Regions from separate parts of the Homo sapiens genome. Here region 1 is linked to region 2. A link is a contact called in ENCODE Hi-C or POLR2A ChIA-PET data. All regions are on one chromosome and are shown on one strand. The core of a region is the stretch at or near the end of the contact, and the rest is flanking DNA. Distances in the headings are between cores, read along the strand shown. Region 1 holds the start of TCIRG1 (T cell immune regulator 1, ATPase H+ transporting V0 subunit a3). Region 2 holds the start of GRK2 (G protein-coupled receptor kinase 2).

What was found. Hi-C counts contacts between places; a loop is a spot of excess contacts on that map. ChIA-PET counts read pairs that join two places held with the same protein, here RNA polymerase II (POLR2A). Pooled maps may share reads with other maps.
Region 1: a pooled map shows a loop between it and region 2 (4-fold over the local background). The contact joins the promoter of TCIRG1 here to the promoter of GRK2 in region 2. A Hi-C loop is called at or near these places in 1 of 37 single-sample maps with no recorded cell type and 5 of 50 pooled maps. POLR2A ChIA-PET finds 5 or more read pairs at or near these places in 1 of 52 experiments (BJ).

The regions. Positions count from the first base shown.
Region 1 is chr11:68,036,882-68,040,386 of GRCh38, forward strand. It overlaps TCIRG1 (T cell immune regulator 1, ATPase H+ transporting V0 subunit a3), which reads left to right and starts at 2,144. Exons shown (of 20, transcript NM_006019.4): 1 at 2,144-2,238. RefSeq lists an enhancer at 1,503-2,124 and silencers at 2,016-2,195, 2,256-2,335.
Region 2 is chr11:67,264,764-67,268,397 of GRCh38, forward strand. It overlaps GRK2 (G protein-coupled receptor kinase 2), which reads left to right and starts at 1,710. Exons shown (of 21, transcript NM_001619.5): 1 at 1,710-2,049. The coding sequence starts at 1,937. RefSeq lists silencers at 1,499-1,698, 3,619-3,634 and an enhancer at 3,229-3,278.

The DNA.
Region 1 (3,505 bases), core at 894-3,393, 770 kb after region 2:
GATGCCAGAGGTCACCACAGACCTGCCGTTCCCACTCTCCCGGGTGTCCTGGCTGGGGCCTGGGCCTCCTGTCTCCCAAGAGCCATCCACTTGTAAGACGCTTAGGACTTGGAGCCTCCCAAGACCTCAGGCTGAAGAACAGCAAGTGGCAGAAACTCAGGCCGGGGCATCCTTGCTGGGGGTAGGAGGAAGCCTGCTTGGGGTGACAGTCACACGAGGGTGACACAGGCCCTGCTGGCCCTGAGCTGGCCTGCGTCCAGCCACATCCTCTTTCCTGTGTTCCCTACGCCAGGGTGCTGGCCCGGCCACTGCTCACCACTTCCTGCTTTGCTGGCCCAGCGACACGGTGGGGTTTCCCTAGGGCCACACACAAGCCCCTTGCCCATATAATGGCCAAAAGCAGCCCCCCTGAACTTGTGCTAAGTACTGTGGAAGGATTTCACTTCATTTGCAGTGAGGAAACCAGCTCCGAGAGGTGAAAGGGCTTGCTCAGGGCCATGCAGGGCACATCCCATAATAAAACTCAGTTCAGAGACCTTGACCCCCCCCATCTACCATCATTTCCAAAAGTGCTTTTTACAAAGCACTACTTTGTAAAAAGCTACTTCTTCGAAAGAACAAGTTTCCTGGCCCAGTGAGTGTTGGAAATGCTCCAGCTGCTGTGTGCCTGCTGGCAGGTACTGCATGGTAGACATTCAAGGCTCTGAGAAGGCCTGCAGCAAAAACACCAGCCTCTCCCAGCCCATTCCCAGGGAGCTTTTCTCAGGTCTAACACCTGGGCCTCCTTCCTAGACCAGGCATTGCCATCTAATGCCAAAGTGGCCAGGCTCCCGCTTGGGCCCCACAGCCTGTGGCACTGGGGTGAGAAGTAACTGCAGGAGGCGAGGGGAAGCCTGGAGCCCGGGAAGTGTCCACAGGTCTGGCCCGCAGCTCATCTTGGCCACTGATGAAAACAGGTGTTCTTTCCAAAAACAAGGCAGGCGCAGGACTCCTGAAGCACCGCCGGTTTAGCTTTTCCCAGACGTAACCGCCGTCAGAGCGTGGCATGGAGCCTGTAGCTGTGCACTGAATACTTCTATTCCAAGCGGGTCAGTCTTTCCAGCTCACCGCTGGGTTCTTTCCCTTACCGTGGTCTCCCAGGCACTTACTGCTGAGACCCCACTCAGGCTGTCTGGTTGTATCAGGCCCCGACCCTGTCAGAACAGGCCTATGGCGCCCAACCACAAGTCCCCCAATTTTCTGAGGAACCACAGCTGAGCTTGGCTGTGACTCAGTTTCCAGGCCCGGCTCTGGGGCTCCACTTGTCCACCCCTGCCGCAGCCCCACAGGCCTGTGCTCGCTGTGTGGGGCTTAGGGATCACCAGAGCTGAAGGGCCCCTGGCCTCCAGTGGGAATGCCCCAGGCCTGTCCAAAGTGCAGGCAGCTGGACGGTCGTGAGTCCCAGCTTCCAGGCACTAGGACCTGATGACGCCCATGGTGCTGACCTGGAGCAAGGTCACAGTGACACCCCCCTCTACCCCCCGCGGCTGCAGCTGCAGGTGGAGCTGACAGCTGGCCTCTGGCCCCAGGGTATCTCCCAGGGCCTGCTGGGTGCGGGGCGCTGGGCAGAACAAGGCAGCATGGCCTGGCCCTGTGTCCTGCTGCCAGTGAAGCAGGCCCAGAGTGGGGCAGCCACCCACCCAAGGGCCAGAGCGGGGCCTCTCCAGGGTGGTCAAGAGCAGGAAGGTGTAAGCACCGGCGGGTTTCACTGCCGCCCAAGGGAGGGGTCCCGGAGGTGGGGGAGCATCCTGGGGACCCCAAGCCCATGAGCCTGCGAATGTTGGGGTCCCATCAGCCAGAGGCGCACAAGCCTCGAAGTGAGAGGAGAGCAGGGTCTCATCTCCTATCCTGAGCTGGGCCTGAGCGGAGCTGCCCCTGCATCGGGGCCAGCATAGACGCGCGCGGTTGGCAGTGGTCTGTTATCCGCTCCTTTCTCCAGGCCTCCTCTCCGGGATTAAGCGCCTCAGGACCCGTCCGCCAGGCCACAGCCTGGGCTCAACCTCTCCCAGACTTCCTGGACTCCAGTGGAGCCTTGGGCCGGGGGCGGGGCGTCCCTGGCCCCTCCCCGTCGTCCCGCCTGCCCGGAAAGGAGTGAGCGGCGCCTAGTCCCGGGCTGGCGGGAGTGCAGTTCTGAGTCCCGCCCGGCGTGCGCGGAGCGGGGCAGCCAGCAGCGGAGGCGCGGCGCGCAGCACACCCGGGGTGAGTGCCCCTGCCGGGGTCTGCGGAGCCCCAGAATTTCCTGCCCACCCTCTTCCCCCTGCCCCGGGGAGGAGATCCTGGCGCCCCACCCAGTTGGCTCCGTGAATGCAGCTCAGCCCGCCACCCCGCAGGGTGTCAGGCCTTGCGGGGGGCCACGGAGGATCCCCAAGGGAGGAGGAGAAGGATGGGGTGTTTACCAACACAGCCCAGCGTTCCCGGGCCTGGTGTGCGCGGAGCTTTCCCCGCTGCTGCTTCCTTGGAGGGAGGGACCCATTCTACAGATGGGGAAGCTGAGACCACACAACTAGGAAGTGTCAGAGCTGGAGACCAGCTGGGTCATTTGACTCCAGAGCCCACCCCATTTGGAATGGAGGGGGCGCCAGACCCTCTCCTACTGCCTTCCCATCATCTGGAGGGGAGGGCAGAGGTGCAGAGAGACCTGCTGGGTTCCTGGAGGGGCCAGGAAAGGGGCACAGGGTGAGGAGTGGGCTGGAGCCTGGACCCCAGGGCCGCAGGATGGAGGCGTATTCATTTACACCATAAAAGTGGCTGGGTGACCCTGGCTAGAGCGGGGACCAAGGGGGACAGGGGTAGGGGGTGAGCCAGTGGAGCCTCACATGCCAGGCACGGGGGCTGATCACGTCCCCACACCTTTCCCCCCGCCCATTACAGGTTGTTCCCCCACCCCCTGGGAAGTGCTGGAAGGAGCCCGGCCCTCGAGCCCTCGGCATAGTGGCTGTGGGAGCCCTGATGGCCCTGAGCCAGGGGTGACCCCTCCCCAGATCCCCAGAGCTGATTCCCCACACCTCCTTATTTGGCCAGCACAGCCCCAAAGGGAGCCAGGTCAGACACAACCCTCCTCTGAGCTCACCCTTTGTGCTGGGCACATAACATTGGACTTTACCTCTCCAAGTGTCAGTGGAGTCCTGTATGAAACAAAAGCACCGTACCCCCTCCCCAAGGGTTTCTCCCCCCAGGGATTAGTGTGAGGTCGTGTGGATGAAGGGATTCAGTTGAGGCTCTGGTTATTTTTGTCACCTCCCTAGATCCTGTCTCTGTCAGGGGTGCCACGTCCCATTCACCCAAAGAGGAAGTAGAGGCACAGAGAGGGTGAGAGACTTGCCCAAGGTCACACACCCAATCTCAGCCTGGGCTCCAAGTCCCTCTGCCCTGTGGCCGGGCCTGGTCCTTAGGGATGGAACCCAGCCCCGCTGCCCCCTGCCCTGCCCACCTGCAGCCTTGGGCCATCTGCTCAGTGTTCCCTCGT
Region 2 (3,634 bases), core at 460-2,959:
CTGGGTGCCAAGCAGGCAGTGACTCCATCAGATCTAGATTTGGGAAAAGCATCCCTGGTCAGGGCCTGCATCAGGGCAGTGGCTGGCCATGAGGACCCTGAGAAGTAGACAGATTCACGGAGATTCTCAGGAGGCCAGACAGGAGACTATGGTGACAAATTAGATTAGAGAAGGGGAGAGAATGAAGGAGCAGTTGGGGAAAAGAAAACTGAGGCTCTGACATGGGTATATGGGTGGCGAGTGACTCACCACCCACTGAGAGGAGAACCTCACAAGCTCTGACATGCTCTGGTTCCAGGTTCTGTTGGGGCTGATCCAAGATGGTAGCCTAGAGGTGCACAGAGATGGGGGCCTTGCTTTGCAAAAGGATGCTGGCTGCTGGCCCACAGCATGGTAATGAGATTTGAGCTTTATGTGCCCAGGGCTGGGAGGAGGGTCCTGTCACTTTGAAAGCAAAGAGAGGCTCTAGAGAGGGGCATGTTGAGATAGGAATGCTGCCTTGAGACACCTGGCTTTCCCCACTCTGGGTGGGCTCTCAGCAGGGTGGGTTTCCCCTGCCAGGCAGCACTGAAACCTCTGTGCGCTTCCGGGCTGGGAGAGTTTTTACCGTAACTACATGTGGAACCATCCTGAAGGAACATCTGGATGGGATGGGGTACAGGGAAGGGAGCTGCCAAGAGTGCTGGCCAGGGACCTGGGTCTATGAGCTGGTTGGGGGGTGGGGTTGGGTGCAGGGTACTTGATCCTGAGTGGGCCTTCTGCGGCCAGGATTGGTTCTAGAGTAGGAGGGGTGGGATCAGGGATGGGGGAAGCCTGTAACTGCGCTGCAGTTGTCAGGTCCCAGGTTCTGGGTGACCTACTAAGGATTCTGGGTCCAGTGTGGGTCCCAGGTTAGACGTCCTAGTCCTGAGTCCGTGTCCACAGTTCTGGGTGTTGAGTCTAGGACAGTGATCTGGAGTTGACAGTCCAATCTAGGTCTGAGTCCTGACCCCAAGTCTAGAGTTCAGGGTCATGGTAGTAGCCTAGGGTCAGAATCAAGGTTGGGGTCAGTAACCAGGATGGGATCGAGGTCATGGTCCAAAATCTGGATCTGGGGACCTGTTGGGGGTCTGAGGTGAGTGTCGCAGTCTGGGTATGGCGTTGGAGACCCAGGGCTGTGATCTGAGGTCATGGTTAGAGTCTGAGGTGGTGGGCCAAGGTTTGAGTCTGGGGTCCTGTTTGGAGTCTGGTGTCAGGTCGTGGACTGCGTCCAAGGTCAGGGAGTCCGGGGTTATAGCCAGGGTCTGAGATGAAAGTCCCAGGATGGTGTTCAGAGGTCTGAATCTGTGTCTTGGTGAGCGTCCAGGTTCCCTGTGATCACGTTTGGTGTCAGGGCTGCGGCCCGACTGGGGAGCCTGGGATCCAGAGATGTGACCCGAGGTTGTGGTCAGAGAATGGGTCTCGGGTCGTCTTCCGTGCCGGGTCCCTGTCGTGTTCCAGGCCCGGGTCTCCGTCCAGCATCGAGGGCCGAGGTCACGGCCAGGGTCTGAGCCCGCGGTCGCAGGTCTGGTTCGGGGTCAGATTCCGCGCGGCCTCCAGGGGGCGCCGTCGCCCGCCCGGCTCGGCCCCTCGCGGGCTCGCTGGCGTTGTGCGCGGCAGGCGGGGCCGGAGGCGGCGGCGGCTCCGGGGCGCGGGCGCGCGGGCGGCGGCGGCGGCGGCGCCCCGACTGCAGTCCCGGCGGGAGCGGAGCGCGAGCCGGGGCCGGGCCCGAGCCGGCGCCATGGGGCGGCGCCGCCTGTGAGCGGCGGCGAGCGGAGCCGCGGGCGCCGAGCAGGGCCAGGCGGGAGGCGTCGGCGCCCGAGGCCGAGCGAGCCGCGGCCGGGCCGGGCCGAGCGCCGAGCGAGCAGGAGCGGCGGCGGCGGCGGCGGCGGCGGGAGGAGGCAGCGCCGCCGCCAAGATGGCGGACCTGGAGGCGGTGCTGGCCGACGTGAGCTACCTGATGGCCATGGAGAAGAGCAAGGCCACGCCGGCCGCGCGCGCCAGCAAGAAGATCCTGCTGCCCGAGCCCAGGTGAGGAGAAGCTGCCCGCGGCCCCGGCCCGACCCCGCGGGCGCCCCGGCCGCGGCCCCGAGACCCTGGCCCCATGCTCGACCCCGCGACCTGGACCCCCGGGGCCGGCTCTCGCAACCCCCTGTCGGCCCCCCAGCCCGGAGCAGCCCGGCCTTGGCGCCTGCGGGTCCAGACCCTAAGCCCCAGACCCTGGGCGCCTGAGCCCGGAGCGCCCCAACTCCGGAGCTCCTCTGCCCCATCGGTCCCCGGACCCAGTCGGGTCCCCCTGGCCGCCCTGCTGCTTCCTTATCGTGCTCCACCGGCCCCCCGAAGTCGCTGTCAGCCCCTGGCTCCCGCCTTCTCCCACGGGGGCCCGGCGCGCCCCTTCATCCTTCTCGGAGCAGCCCTTGGTCCCTGTGGGGTCCCCTCCCCTCCGCTGGCCACCATTTACCTCGCCTGACGATGTCACCCACCCTTTTGCTGTCCCTGCTCACGGCACTCGCTTTAGGGTTTCCACTACCCCCACCCGTCTCTCCTCCAGTCTACACTTGTGTGAGGTGTTGGGGGACAGCCAGTCTTCCGGACTCTTCTCCCACCCTCTGGTGGGGTCGCTGTCCTGGAGTTGGGCTCGAGAGTGCTTTCAGGGCGGCGTGGTGAGCAGGACCTAGGGTGCTGCGGGCACCCTCCCCCTCGGACCGCGCTCAGGTCGGGGAAACATCCCCTGTGCCCTCTCCCCTACATTTCTCCTCTGGCAGGCCCTGCATATGGTGCCCCGTGGGTGCTGTTGACCAGGGGCCCTCCCAGCACACCTGCAATGGCTGGACCTTAGCTGCCGCCTCTGTAAGACAACTGACATCACACCTGGTATCAAAGTTTAGACTGTTCAGGATGTAGGTGCAAAAGTACACAGGATGTGGACGATTGCTGCGGTTTGTCCAGCATTTTATGGCTGATAGAGTATCTCTCCACTGTGTGAGCCTCTCAGCAGCGCATGGGGTGGCGAGGACAGGTGTGGTTTTGTCCCTGTGGAACAGATGGGGAAACTGAAGCTCCAGAGGTGAGTGGCCTGCCCCGAGTCACACAGGTAGTCCCAGGTGGCACCTGGCCAACAGATCAGGGCTTCAGACTTCTGGTTCTACATTTCATCAGCTACCCTGGCCTGTGCCAGGGAGCAGACGTGCCCGCCACGATTCTTTGTGTCGTGTGGCAACTCCTTGTGCATGCCTGAGAGTTGGCCTCCTCCTGGTGCCCCAGCGGGCTGGGGATGGGGCCTGTCCACACTGCCGTGGTCTTATCTTGTGACTCTGGGTAAGTCTCTTCCCTCACTGGGCCTCGGTCTTCTCATCTGTGAAATGTGGATGGCGTGAAATAAGAGCTGTGACTCTGCGGTGTCCCTCAGCCTTTGAAGCAGCCGTCTAAGCTCTGGCTGACGCTGCAGGGGTGCCCCATGCCCATGGCCCTCACCGCCCCCCTGTGCCATGCCCTGCTCACTGGGTGTTTGGATTGACTGAACGTCAGGCCTGGGAGAGGAAAATTGGTCTGCATTTTGAAAAGGCCGTTAGGGCCTTTTTTTTTCTAAGACATTTGCAATCAGATTTCTCAAAAC